Regions from separate parts of the Homo sapiens genome. Here all the other regions are linked to region 2. A link is a contact called in ENCODE Hi-C or POLR2A ChIA-PET data. All regions are on one chromosome and are shown on one strand. Each heading gives the region's core, a stretch centred on a gene start or an enhancer-like site at or near the end of the contact. The rest is flanking DNA. Distances are from core to core; before and after follow the strand shown.

Region 1 (3,134 bases), core at 532-3,031, 63 kb after region 2:
GCAAATTTCTCAACCTCTTGAACTTAATCTATAAATATGGAAATAACATTGTCTACCTTATACTATTGTTTGAGAAATTAATGGAACTATATATCTAAGTCATGTAAAGTACCAAAGAATGTACATGATTGTAAGAGGAGCCCAGTGAATGTTAGCTCCCTTCTAGCATTTCAGGAAGAGATGGCACTTGGGTGTATTGCTGCGGTGGGAAATTAGAAGGGTCTTGCTGTCCTCTGTCTAGCAACACCTGAGATTGGGTGCCTGAGAGGGAGGGAGGACTAACAGATCCAGTTTTTGATTTCTTAAAAGGTGGTATCATTGTTATCCCTCTCCCTTCTATTCTCCTCCTTATTTTTCCACTACCTCTTTTTCTTCTCCTCACCTCTCCCCCTCCTTCTTCTTCATGTTCTTGTTTTTCTTCTTCTTCCTCCTTCTCTTCCTCTTCTTCTTTTTCCCCTTCCTCTTCTTCAAATTTGATTTAAAGGTAGAATTGATTCCTTTCAACTGAAATACGTGGCTTATTTACAGCTATTAATGATATAATAAACCCAGAAAATAATTAATGATTGCTTGCAAATTGAATTGGATTATACTAAACTGTTGGTTCCTCTGCAATACAGTAGCTTTACTTGGTCTTTATGAGCAAACTGTCATATGCTAGGCTTTCTTCACAGTTTGAAGATCTCTTTTGGTATAATTTAAATTCAGTTTATGAACTCTGGGCACCACCTCCTACAAAGCAAAGGAGAATGTATCCTTGGTTGTTTTTAACTTAAGGCAAGTTCATATGGGAATTACAGAGATGAAATATGACTACCAAAGTCCTCTCAGTGACAGGGGACATGAAAGCAGCAGTTAACCATACAGGAGAGGCTTGGCAGAAGTTAGGGGAGGAGTTTTCACATTTCCTTATATTAAATTTTGTGCCAGAACCAACCATTTAGGTGACCTAGAAGTGTGCAACTAAAAATTGATACTTGTTTTTTTGTCATAAAACAATATACCCCACTGCAACAAATTCAAACAATATACTCTATTATTATTTCTTTATTTATTTCTTCTGCTGACATAAATTGTTTGGGGGCAAGCTGAGAGAGTTTTCTTCAACAGAATTTTAGTCAAAACTACATTACACCTGCTACCAAGCAAAGCACTCTCAGGCTGCAGTTTCCCTAGCTGTCATGGATAGAAACAAGGTTATCACAGTGGAAACTATGCCCTTATTCAAGAGTAATTCACTTTATAGCAGCCAAGTCTCTAACTGCAGTCCAAGGATAAAGAAATCAAGAGCAGTGATCAGATGACATCCAAGGCTTGAAGCAGCTTAAAGATCTTCCAGCAAAGTCAGACTTTCTTGGGTGACTTCTCTCAAAGTCTTGGGGATTAGCTTCCAATGTGTTTCTATGAAAGGGAAATGTTGAGAAATAAAATAAAGTGGTGAAAGGTTAGGATTAAAGAGGATTTTGTTCAATGTTGAGCCCTGTGAAAATATCACATGTTCAGATGAATTTGAAAAAGTCCAGTAGACTCTTAGATAAAAAAGAAGTATGTGTAGATAGAGGTGGCTGGTCAAATGGAAGCATTAATACTGCTGAGATAGATGGTGACTGATTAAATGGAAGCAGCCACACATCCATTCATTTCTCTGAAAATTAGCAGCTGTTGGCTGATAGACACCTTTCCTTCACATGCTCTTGCTGAAGTGATAAGAAGTGAAAAGAGCTTGAGGCAGGACTATTTTGAGTTCCAGGCGATCTGTGTTGCTATGAGATCTGAGATTAGTGGTTAAGTTGGTGCCGGATGTCATCCAGCAGCTGATCATGAAACCTCTAAAAGTTAAGTTCATTTCTCAGAAATCATCTGAGCATGTGGGCTGTTCAAGAAGGTGATTGAATTGCTGTTTCTTGGGATTTCCCCACCCTCAGTCCAAGTGAACTAAAGGGATTAATGGCCTTGATCCTGTAAGCATTTTTTTTACGCACCATGTTAAAATGTAACATGTTCTGTCCTTTTGTTCGAGGAGCCACTAATTCAATTGTTGCCCAAAACTTTATGCTGATTACTTTGTAATTATACCAAAATACCATTTTAGCTTCTTATTAACCACTGAGTTAAAAGACATTTATAGAAGCATGAGATGTCAAAGTCAGGTGAATTAGTGAAAAGTAGGCACAAAAAGTTATGGGATTCATGTAGCCTGAAATTTACATCTGTGTAAACCTTTGGCAGTTTGGCAGCTAAGTCTGCAGCCTCTGAGGGTGGTAAATGGCAGGAACTATGCCCATGTGTGAATGGTAATTTGCATTCTATAGTTAGGAGTGCCTATTTAACTGCCCCTGGCACTATGTAATTTTCTGTGCCTCAGCTTACTCTTCAGTAACATGTGGTAGTTAGTAATATAGTACCTATGCCACAGCATGTTCCTCACATGTAGTATGTGCTCAATTAATATTAACTATTAGTATTGCTACTATCGTTGTTGCTATTACTACAGAAAAGGCCCATGCATCCATCTCAAATGACTCATACCAAAGACTGACTTTAGTAAAGAAGACCAGGAAGGTTAAGGATTAGCCTTCAGAGTCAGGCTTTCATAGTCACAAAGATAGTGATTGGGGGAGTAGTGATAATGGAGGAGCTATTAAGAAGGAACACCATTCTTGATCTGAAGAGACAGTACTTAGAACAAGTATTTCAAAAAAAGAATGCTACCGTTTCCTAGGTTGGTACACTGAGGCTTCTGGGGCTGGAATCTGCTTATTTATGAGATAGATTATGAGAATCATAGGTTTGTAAGGAGCCTTCAGGGTCACCTAGTTCAGCCACTGCTAGGTGAGTTTTCTTCAATAAGAATTTTAAACCTGCCTAAAGTGTTATCTGTGGTATCCACCCGCTTCTTCTGCCTTATCTTTGGTCTCCTTTCTTGTCCTTCTCAACCCCACACAATGTGTCAGCACACACAGTGAAACTCCCTGTCCAAAAGGAGAAAAGGCTAAAGGAATTCACATTGAAACAGTTGTGCTAGGCTTCATCCCAAGAATGTGTGCTGGTGTATGTGTGTGTGTGTGTTTTTAATAACTTTTCAAAAATAGAAAAAAATTTCCTAAATATCAGCTTAGTAATTTTCCCTGACA
Region 2 (2,761 bases), core at 187-2,686:
GATCAGAAGCACAGCAGACACCCTGCCAGATCCAGAGGCATGGAAGTCAGCAGTGGGTCTGCGATGGCAGCGGTCAACAGTGGTGGATAGTGAGCAAAAGCTCAGCTGGAGCTGGAACAAACATGGACCAGAAGCGTGTGCAGTTGCAAGATTTAATAGAGTGAAAACAGAGCTCCCATACAATGGGAGGGGACCTAAAGTGGGTTGCCACTGCTGGCTCGAATGCCTGGGTTTATATCCCGATCATTATCCCTCCCCTGTGCTCTCAGGCGATAGATGATTGACTATTTCTTTACCTCCTGCTTTTAGCCTAATTGATATTTTAGTGAGCTCTCTTTACTACCTGATTGGTCGGGTATGAGCTGAGTTATAAGCCCCGTCTTTAAAGGTGGATGGGGTCACCTTCCCCAGCTAGGCTTAGGAATTCTTAGTCAGCACAGGAAATCCAGCTAGTCCTGTCTCTCAATTCCATGAAGTTTCATATCTTACAGATGTGAAAATGCACACATAAAGAGATAACTTCCCTAAAGTGACAAAAGTAGGTGTGGTCAGGACCATGTTTTAATCCCAGTGTTATCTGCTTGGGCCAAAGCCCTTGATTTAATCACAGGCCTCCATCATGCCCATTGTCCACTACAACTGTAACCACTCAGGAATCAAATGCTTAACTATTTAATGTCTATTTTTATGGCAGTTTTTTTTTTAGCAAAGTTAAAGATTTTAATTAAAGTTCAATTAAATTTCCAAAAGCTACACTTGCCTTTGGTTACATCTTTTTAGCAATACAGTGGTGGAGTCTTCCACTTAATTCCTTAAAAAAAGTTAACATTGTGTGTTCTTAGCATCACAAGTTCTGAGTGACAAGCAGCATTAAAGGGCATTTATTTGATGTCTGAATTTCCTCTGCAACATCTAACAAGGCTCACCTCTGTTTGAACAAAGCATCTCATTCCCTCCTCGGAAAGTGGGGGCTGTAAGATTGAGTCTCTGGTTACTAGGCGAAAAATGTCAGTATTAGATTGGCAAGGTAGGTGTTGGCCCAGCCAAGTCACATGGAATCAGCATCTGGACATGTGACATACTTTAGTTACTAGGATTAGTGTTGAAAAATTTATTTTGTCTTTCCCTCATCTGTTGAGCGTGTTAGCCACTAAAATATAGGAATGTAAACTTCCAACAGAGTTTTCTATTCCACCCTTTGCATTCTTCCCCCAAGGGGAAAGAGTCTACCTTGGACTGGCAGGATTCCAAAAGACAGAGCTTTTCCAAAAGACATTATCGAGCCGTTATTGATGATTAGCAATGATAATAAGCTAATGTTTCTTTATACACTGTCAGGCACTGTGTTAAGCATTTTTAAGGCATTCTTTTATTTACTCCAATGAAAGTGAAATACCACCTACGGATGTGATGAGGACTAAATGAGATAAGACAGAGCACTTAAAACCACGCCTGTCTGGGCATACTGTAAGCCTCAGTGACTACAGCCATGATTGTAATCAGTGACTGTATTTCCTTACTCTTAAAGCAGAGACAGGAGCAAGCTGGTGGAATCGCCCTCAATATTAACTCACATTTTTTACCTGATACCATTTCCAATCTTCTGTGAAATCCTATCCAGACCCTGTACTGACTCCCCTGGCAATTTCAACAAGAAATATTCTACCTTTCACTGCCAATTTGTTTTGGTAGAGGCTGATCTGCAGTCTGAACATAAATGAAAGGGAATCCACCCGCAATAATAAAGAGTGAGCCTGGCCCATCATGATCAGAGACTGGCCCCTAACATGTTGACACAACGGCTGAACTATTTGAACACTGGAATGAACAAGTTGCAACAACTCCTGCAAGTCTCAGGAACTAATGTACGGACAACGACGCGCATTTCACTGACAGAGTCCTGATAATATATTGCAGGAAAACCCACGGGCCAGCCGATAACACTCAGCGTTAATTTGTTTACCCAAAAATTAGAGGAAGGAGAAGTTGGTGATTTGCAAAAAAAGAAGTTTTGGTAACAAGCGTAACGTTGGTGTGTAATTTTCCTAATTGAATTGCCAAATTTCTACCCACCACTGATCTTAATTTATAATAATGCTTCCATCTGTCTCACCTCCAGCATAGGAAATGGGAAGAGGGTGGTCTCTGCCTTAACATGGTAAGAAGAATATCTGCAGGTAGTAGGTAATCTTTAAATTACATGTGTGATACTGGGAATTGCATATAAGCAAATAAGGAAGCTCATTACTTTTCCAGATTTCAATTAACTGTATATTTGTAAAAATGCTTTCAGTTAGCAACATTTTGAATGGTAAAGGGATTGAAATTTACCTAAAAGAAAACCTTTTATAATGGTTTAGCAAATTTCAAGATTATCTAGGGCAGTCTGCATGGCCCTCAGATCATAGTGAATTAGTAATTTCTTGTGCAGAAATTGTCAAAAAACAGGAGGAAGTCAGGTGCCTATCTAGAAACATAAAAATTGGGAATAACACAAAAAGGAAACCTTGACTTCCTACTAGGTATATTAGGCATTTAATTTAAAACTTCATTTACTTTTTAAAAATTAACACAATACATGTTCACAATTCTAAAAACTCAAATACAACAAAACGTTTAATATAAACTTCTTACCCTCTCATTCCCAATTCCATTCCTTACTTTCAAACATTTCAGCAGTTTCTTCTATTTATTTCCATATTTGTATACTCTCTCTCTCTCTCTCTATATATATATATAGCTATTTCTTGATTATTTTGAA
Region 3 (3,092 bases), core at 395-2,894, 43 kb before region 2:
CTGCCTGGAATTCTTTCTCTCCCTTGACTGCTTTACCTGTGGTATTGTCTACCTATTAAACTGTATATCATTCTACAAGATCTGATCTAGATCTTCATCTTGGAAGCCTTCTATGGCCTCCCAAGGAGAACTGAGCTCTTCTACCTTTGCGCCTTTACTGTGACAGGGGCTATTTAAGCAACTGTTTGTTTATATTACTTATACTTTTATCAGTATTTCTCAAAATATGATCCAAAGAACAATTACTTCAGAAATACCTGCCTATAAAAATGCAAAGTCTTCATCCTCATTTTATTTTTACTATTTATTTATTTATTTATTTATTTATTTTTGAGACGGAGTTTGGCTGTTGTCATCCAGGCTGGAGTGCAATGGTGCGATCTTGGCTCACTGCAACCTCCGCCTCCCGTGTTCCTTGTCCTCATTTTAAATAGGCATCCCTGGGACCTCTGGGGTTACTAAAGTTTGGAAACCACCCCATTGAACTTTAAACTCCTCAAGGGCAGGCATCATCTATTACTCTTCCTTGTATTACCTCTATCTGGCACGTGGTAGGTAATGAACTGAAAAACAGTTCATTGCTTTTGAGCCACGGGTTAGCCTTCTGTAACTCCTGCTATGTGTAACCTTTTCAAACAAACAAACAAAAAAATTGAGACAGGGTCTCATTCTGTTACCCAGGCTGGAGTGCAGTGGCATAATCACAGCTAAAGTGATCTCCCCACAGCCTCCCGAGTAGCTGGGACTACAGGTACATATCACCATGCCCAGCTAATTTTTGTATTTTTTGTAGAGATAGGGTTTTGCCATGTTGCCCAGGCTGGTCTCGAACTCCTTGGCTCAAGAGATCCACCTGCCTGGGCTGGGATTACAGGCATGAGCCACTGCTTCTGGCCTTAGGTGTAACCTTTTACGAATGCAGGAGCTCAGAATCCAGCCTTTTTCACCACCCTATCTACCCTACCCCAGATCCTAACCCAGGGCCCTGGCACATGATGGACACTTAATAAACACTTTTTCACTGAGAAAAAGATGAAAGAAAAGATGGTCTACAGAAGCTGAGTGCTGTGCAGCAGGGCAGAAATGCAGCCAAAGCATCAATAAGATTAGCACAAGGACTGTTCAGTTACTCAGGAGGAGATGCTAAGTAAGAGCAGGAGCTGGCAATGCTCTGCTGTTCCTTTGTAGAAATCCTTGATGTGGGCTGTGAAATGTCAAATCCAGATTTGATTAAGCGCAACTCCAAATCCCTAAGGCAAGTGTGTATCCACGGTCTTAATGTAATTATTGGAGCCACCTCCGTCTGCTACATACTTTCAAAAGGGCTGAACTAGCACCCCATCCATTGATACCGACTGCTACAAAATGAGGCCTGCAATTAATTCATCACGTCCCAGGCAGATAATGCCTAAGAAGCTTCATCTGGCTCCTTCCTGAAAATTGAAGCATTAAATTGAACAAACAAACAAAAAATCCCTCTCATCTGCTGAAAATTCAGGAGGAAGGGCGGGTCCTAACAGCCACAGTGAAAATCAAAGTTTTGCTTCTTTTGTTGTCTGTTTTGGAACTTTCCACTTCCTCCTTCAAATGATAACCTATCAACTTTCAGTTCAACTATATTTTAAATTTTTTAAGGCAGAAGCCAATAAACAACACGAACTGTTACAAGGGCAACGGACTTCTAGTAGAATGAGTCAGTAGATACAAGTGGGGAACTTGGCTTCCTTTGCTTATACTCACTTGAGGTTTGGGCAAAAACATCAGGCCAAAACCTCGTCTGGATTCAGAGTAGGCACATTCAGGTCTATCAGATTAAACCCAAATGCCACAGCTTCACTGGAGCAGCCCAGATATTTCCCCACTGCATTCTCAGAGGGAAGAGGGATGAGGGCATCTGCTCCCAAGCTCAACCACAACCCAGAGCTCCACTTTGTTATGTGAAATTCAGAACACATTTGTTCCCGCTCTCTTTCTTTTTCTTTCAAAATTTTCTCCTGCCCTTTACTTAGGGTCTGGACGGAATCAAAATCCTGAGAGCCAAAGACACCAGGGGAAAGGCTGCTTTATTGTGAAATCCAATCTCAGTGAAAGCAAGATGGATCAGCAATCTTTTGACCTCACCCAGTGGCAAAGTCTAAACTGATCCACATGGTTTAGAGAACTCGGAAAAGATCTGATGAGTTGTCACACCGCTAACACTTGAGTTTTGTTTGTCATCCTATATAGAAATGATTCCAGAGTTTTTTCAAATTTCTGGAGCTTCTTAAAGCAAGACCAACAAGTGTCTGGGTGACCTTAGAACCAATCTATGTTTCTGGGACTCTTGAGATCAGCCCGGGCCAGATATTTAGAGGCTATAATGTCATACCACTAACACTTGAGTTTTGTTTGTCATCCTATATAGAAATGATTCCAGAGTTTTTTCAAATTTCTGTAGTTTCTTAAAGCAAGACCAACGAGTTTCTGGGTGACCTTGGAACCAATCCATGTTTCTGGGATTCTTGAGGTCAGCCCAGGCCAGATATTTAGAGGCTATAATGGACACTATTGGATCAATCTGCACTAGACTCACCACAGGAGATAGATCATTTCCAAACCAACGTCTAGCTTGGGGGAGGCGGGAAGTAAGTGGATTTTCACTATCTTTTGGTTCCCATTTCAAGAGCTAATCCCAGACATGGCAGTGACATTAAGGCTTGAATTCTTGCAAAAGCTGCCACTAGAAGGACTGGCTTAAATATCATAGCAGTTTTTATGCACAAATTATATTAGACGTAGATCGTACCTTTCAGGAACTTCCTTGCCTAAAAGCACCCATTGCCTCATTCTCTCTAGACCTACATATGAAATCTAAACTCACATAAATCCCTTCCAGCTTGCCCTCATCTCCCCTTTAATCTTCTCCCTATCCTTGCCATGCATTCTACCCTCTGGCCCGAGGACTGACAATTTTTTTTCTGCAAAGAGAGAGCCAAATAGTAAATATTTTGGGCCTCTAGCTCATGTAGTCTCTGTCATACCTACTCAACTCTGCTGTTGTAGACAAAAGCAGTCATAGACAATATATGCACAAATGAGCATGGCTATGTTTC
Region 4 (2,991 bases), core at 146-2,645, 38 kb after region 2:
GGCTATTCAGTTGTTCAGTCTTTTTCTTTGTCTGTCTCCATCTCTCTTTTCAATTTTCATTCACTGAACAATGCATTCTCCTGTGTTTCTCAGCACTTTATCACACCCTTAATGATTCTAGACCTTGTATATCCTCAGCCTTGGCTTCAGAATGTTGGAGACATGATGCCAATTCCAGTTCACAACAAAGCAGCATACGTAGTAACCCAGATTGTCTCCCGGCCACTGAATATTGACCCAATGCTGTTCATTGCTGTTGAGAGCACTAAACTTCTCTTCAAACCAACCAGCAGCTGCAGGAGTGAAAAAAGAGTGTGAGACAATAGCGTCTGAGTTTACCAACACTTCGATCATTCGAAGCCTTTACAGATAAATCATCTTCAAGAGAATAAGTGCTCCCCAAGTGTATACTTATGCTGGCGGTTGAAGGGATCTTGCCTGTAGATGCTCTGATGCTTCAGAAAAGAGAAAGGAAAGGAGGTCTGGGTCCCTTGTCCCAGCCTGTGGGGTCTCTAGAGAATTCGTCACAACCACTCTCCTACCCCCTAAAATATGGAGGTTGGGCTGAGCCACAGGCAGGCAGGCAAATCTACTGCAAGCTCCCTTACATTTTTCTATGGCGTTCCATGGGGTAAAGAAAGTTTCCCCAAGGATTTTGCTTCACTCTAACAATGGGACAGAAAAGAATTTAGGAGGAGAGCATAAGTCCATTTAAAACTGCATATAAATGATATATTGTGATCATATACATATAGTGATCAACATCTTGCTCTCCCACTTTTCAGAGCCCTTTCCCACACATGGGCTTGTGTGAAGCTGAGTAAAAGGAGCAAAGGTTTTGGGGTCCGGACTCGAGTTCGGATCCTGGCTTTTCCACTCACCATGTTGCTTACCTCTCCAAGCCTCAGTTTCCAATGTTTCCACTAAACAGCTTTGTTGTGAATGGAGTTAGATAATAGAGGTAACGCCCCCAAAACATGGTATGCACTTGAGAAATGATAGCTCTCCCATCATCCACAGCACATCACACACAGAAGTCATTATCCAGGTGTTTGTTGAAGAACTAGCTTCATTTTGCAGATGAGAACACTGAGACTCTGAGAGGTCAACTGACTTGCCCAAGGTCACAGCTAGCAAGAGGGTAGTTTTCTCATTACAAATCTGTGCCCCAAGCAATATTCTTTTATGCAACCTTTGGGTTTGGAGTTGTACTTCTAGGTAGGTCAGATACCAGAATGAAGAAAAATATTCAGGAAGGTCTGTTCTTTGAAATCAGCCTTTGATCTTCACCAAAACTGCCTTGCAATTTTCAATCATGAAACCTTTGCAAAGGGTTGTTTCCTCAGAAGCCTGTGTTCAAACCTCACACTTCTGTGAAATAACTGCTTTATGCCTTAAGACTGTCGATTTGTGTTTGAGTTCAGACATTTGGTAAGTGGAGGATGTTTTGAAGGTATTATCAGTCACTGTCTCATCCATAGACTGGATGAAAGGGTCGGCATCACAGTCACATGGCTTTGCTAAATTGTCCTGTGTCTTATCTTTGTCTGACAGCAGCAGAGCACACCAGATAGGAGGGCACTGTCAGAACACTCTTGAATACCTTAGCCTATGCCAAAAACAGATGAAGATATGGTTGAAGAAATACGGCTCAAGTAACTAAGAATCATTGCTACATCAACTATTGTAGCATGAAGCTGCATTGGCTGTGTTTATGGTCTCTTTTAGCTTAAAAATACTATGCCATTTTATTCCACTCCTCTGCTCCATACCAGTTTTATTGTTGACCTCTTGACCTCTTAAAAGTTTGGTCACATCTGGGGCATCCTGCAACAGCAGTGCTTCCTATTGAAAAAATTAAATTGAGGTGGGCCAAGACCTGGTCTGTCCAAAATATGTAGCCCTAAGCACCCTGCTCTTTGTAAACGATGATAATATTGCCGACCCAGGGACAGAGTTCTTTTTTGCGTGCAAATAAAGCTCAAAATCCAAGAGGCACTGGTACCATTTTTTAAAGGCCTACACCAGTAAAGACTATCTGCTCCTCCATCTATCCTTCTCTTTGACCTTCTAATTTTTACTCTTCAAATATCTCTTGGTCACCTGTTATATTTCAGGCACAGTGCTAGATACAAGGACTGTGGCTGAACTCTCATAGAGATTATAGTAGGAAAGATAGACAAAAACAAATCATTTCACAAAAATTTAAGAAGAGGCATGCTTCAAGGAGAAGGATGCCAGGAGTGGGCAGATAGGACATCCTAAGAGAGACAATTTAGCCAAATGCCTGAGAGAATGATGGGCTCTGGAATCTGCCCAAGAGGCTCAAGTCTTATTCTTCCTCTCACCATCCCTGTGACAGTAGCCAGTTGCTTAATCGCTCTGTGCCTCAGTTTCCCCAGCTATAATATGAAGCTATAATAGTACCTTCCTCTCAGGGTTGCTGTGGAGATTAACTGAGATAGCACATGTGAAGCATGTAGAACAACATCTGGTACTAGCAAGTGTTCAGCCTGGGGTGGGGAACATACCTGACCTGTGCTACCTGTGGACCTCTCTAAGCAAGTAAGCTGGGACATGAAAATAAATAAAGATAAGCATAGCAAACCACCATGACACATGTTTACCTGCGTAACAAACCTTCACATCCTGCACGTATACCCCAGAACTGAAAATACAAATTAAAATTAATTTAAAAAGAAATAAAAGTAAATAAGAAAGAGGTTGGGAGGTAGAGGAGAGAGAAAATGCAGAAAGGGGATGGGTAAAGGAAATGTAATGAAAAGGTAAAGACCCCAAAGCAGATGGGGTATGGCACTCTGGAAAAAATAAAGGCCGGTGGCTTAGGAGGATTGAAAGCCAGATGGGAGTAGCTGAGATGAGGCTGGAGCTATCAGAGAACCAGATCCTGGGGCACTTTGTAGGCCAGTTAGTTGAGGATTTTGGATTCCAAGAGCATCCAATAATTTGACCAATCATCCTTTCAACTGG

What was found. Hi-C counts contacts between places; a loop is a spot of excess contacts on that map. ChIA-PET counts read pairs that join two places held with the same protein, here RNA polymerase II (POLR2A). Pooled maps may share reads with other maps.
Region 1: a map of K562 shows a loop between it and region 2 (3-fold over the local background). The contact joins two enhancer-like sites. A Hi-C loop is called at or near these places in 7 of 168 maps with a recorded cell type or tissue (CD8-positive, alpha-beta T cell, Jurkat, K562 and 4 more), 2 of 37 single-sample maps with no recorded cell type and 10 of 50 pooled maps. POLR2A ChIA-PET finds 5 or more read pairs at or near these places in 6 of 52 experiments (GM12878, activated T-cell, activated naive CD4-positive, alpha-beta T cell and 3 more).
Region 3: a loop to region 2 is called in a pooled map, with 5 times the contacts of the local background. The contact joins two enhancer-like sites. A Hi-C loop is called at or near these places in 2 of 168 maps with a recorded cell type or tissue (GM11168 and naive thymus-derived CD4-positive, alpha-beta T cell), 1 of 37 single-sample maps with no recorded cell type and 5 of 50 pooled maps. POLR2A ChIA-PET finds 5 or more read pairs at or near these places in 3 of 52 experiments (CD4-positive, alpha-beta memory T cell, activated CD4-positive, alpha-beta T cell and activated naive CD4-positive, alpha-beta T cell).
Region 4: a loop to region 2 is called in a map of breast epithelium, with 12 times the contacts of the local background. The contact joins two enhancer-like sites. A Hi-C loop is called at or near these places in 4 of 168 maps with a recorded cell type or tissue (CD8-positive, alpha-beta T cell, breast epithelium, mammary epithelial cell and 1 more) and 2 of 50 pooled maps. POLR2A ChIA-PET finds 5 or more read pairs at or near these places in 2 of 52 experiments (T-cell and activated CD4-positive, alpha-beta T cell).

What each region holds. Positions count from the first base shown.
Region 1 is chr12:92,402,195-92,405,328 of GRCh38, forward strand. No RefSeq gene overlaps it. Among named protein-coding and RNA genes, the nearest start is that of CLLU1, 18 kb to the right of the region's middle. RefSeq lists cis regulatory regions at 1,484-2,017, 2,648-3,097 and an enhancer at 1,806-2,055. Within about 2 kb of position 1,782, at least 7 of the 41 ENCODE cell types and tissues checked have a DNase peak (open chromatin) inside an H3K27ac peak, as active enhancers do.
Region 2 is chr12:92,339,640-92,342,400 of GRCh38, forward strand. The region is part of intron 2 of LINC02391 (long intergenic non-protein coding RNA 2391); the gene reads right to left. Among named protein-coding and RNA genes, the nearest start is that of LINC02391, 23 kb to the right of the region's middle. Within about 2 kb of position 1,437, at least 2 of the 41 ENCODE cell types and tissues checked have a DNase peak (open chromatin) inside an H3K27ac peak, as active enhancers do.
Region 3 is chr12:92,296,432-92,299,523 of GRCh38, forward strand. The region is part of intron 2 of LINC02391 (long intergenic non-protein coding RNA 2391); the gene reads right to left. Among named protein-coding and RNA genes, the nearest start is that of LINC02391, 66 kb to the right of the region's middle. RefSeq lists enhancers at 1,551-1,640, 1,671-1,720. Within about 2 kb of position 1,645, at least 5 of the 41 ENCODE cell types and tissues checked have a DNase peak (open chromatin) inside an H3K27ac peak, as active enhancers do.
Region 4 is chr12:92,377,761-92,380,751 of GRCh38, forward strand. The region is part of intron 1 of LOC105369902 (a long non-coding RNA gene); the gene reads left to right. Among named protein-coding and RNA genes, the nearest start is that of LINC02391, 15 kb to the left of the region's middle. RefSeq lists a cis regulatory region at 1,257-1,801. Within about 2 kb of position 1,396, at least 2 of the 41 ENCODE cell types and tissues checked have a DNase peak (open chromatin) inside an H3K27ac peak, as active enhancers do.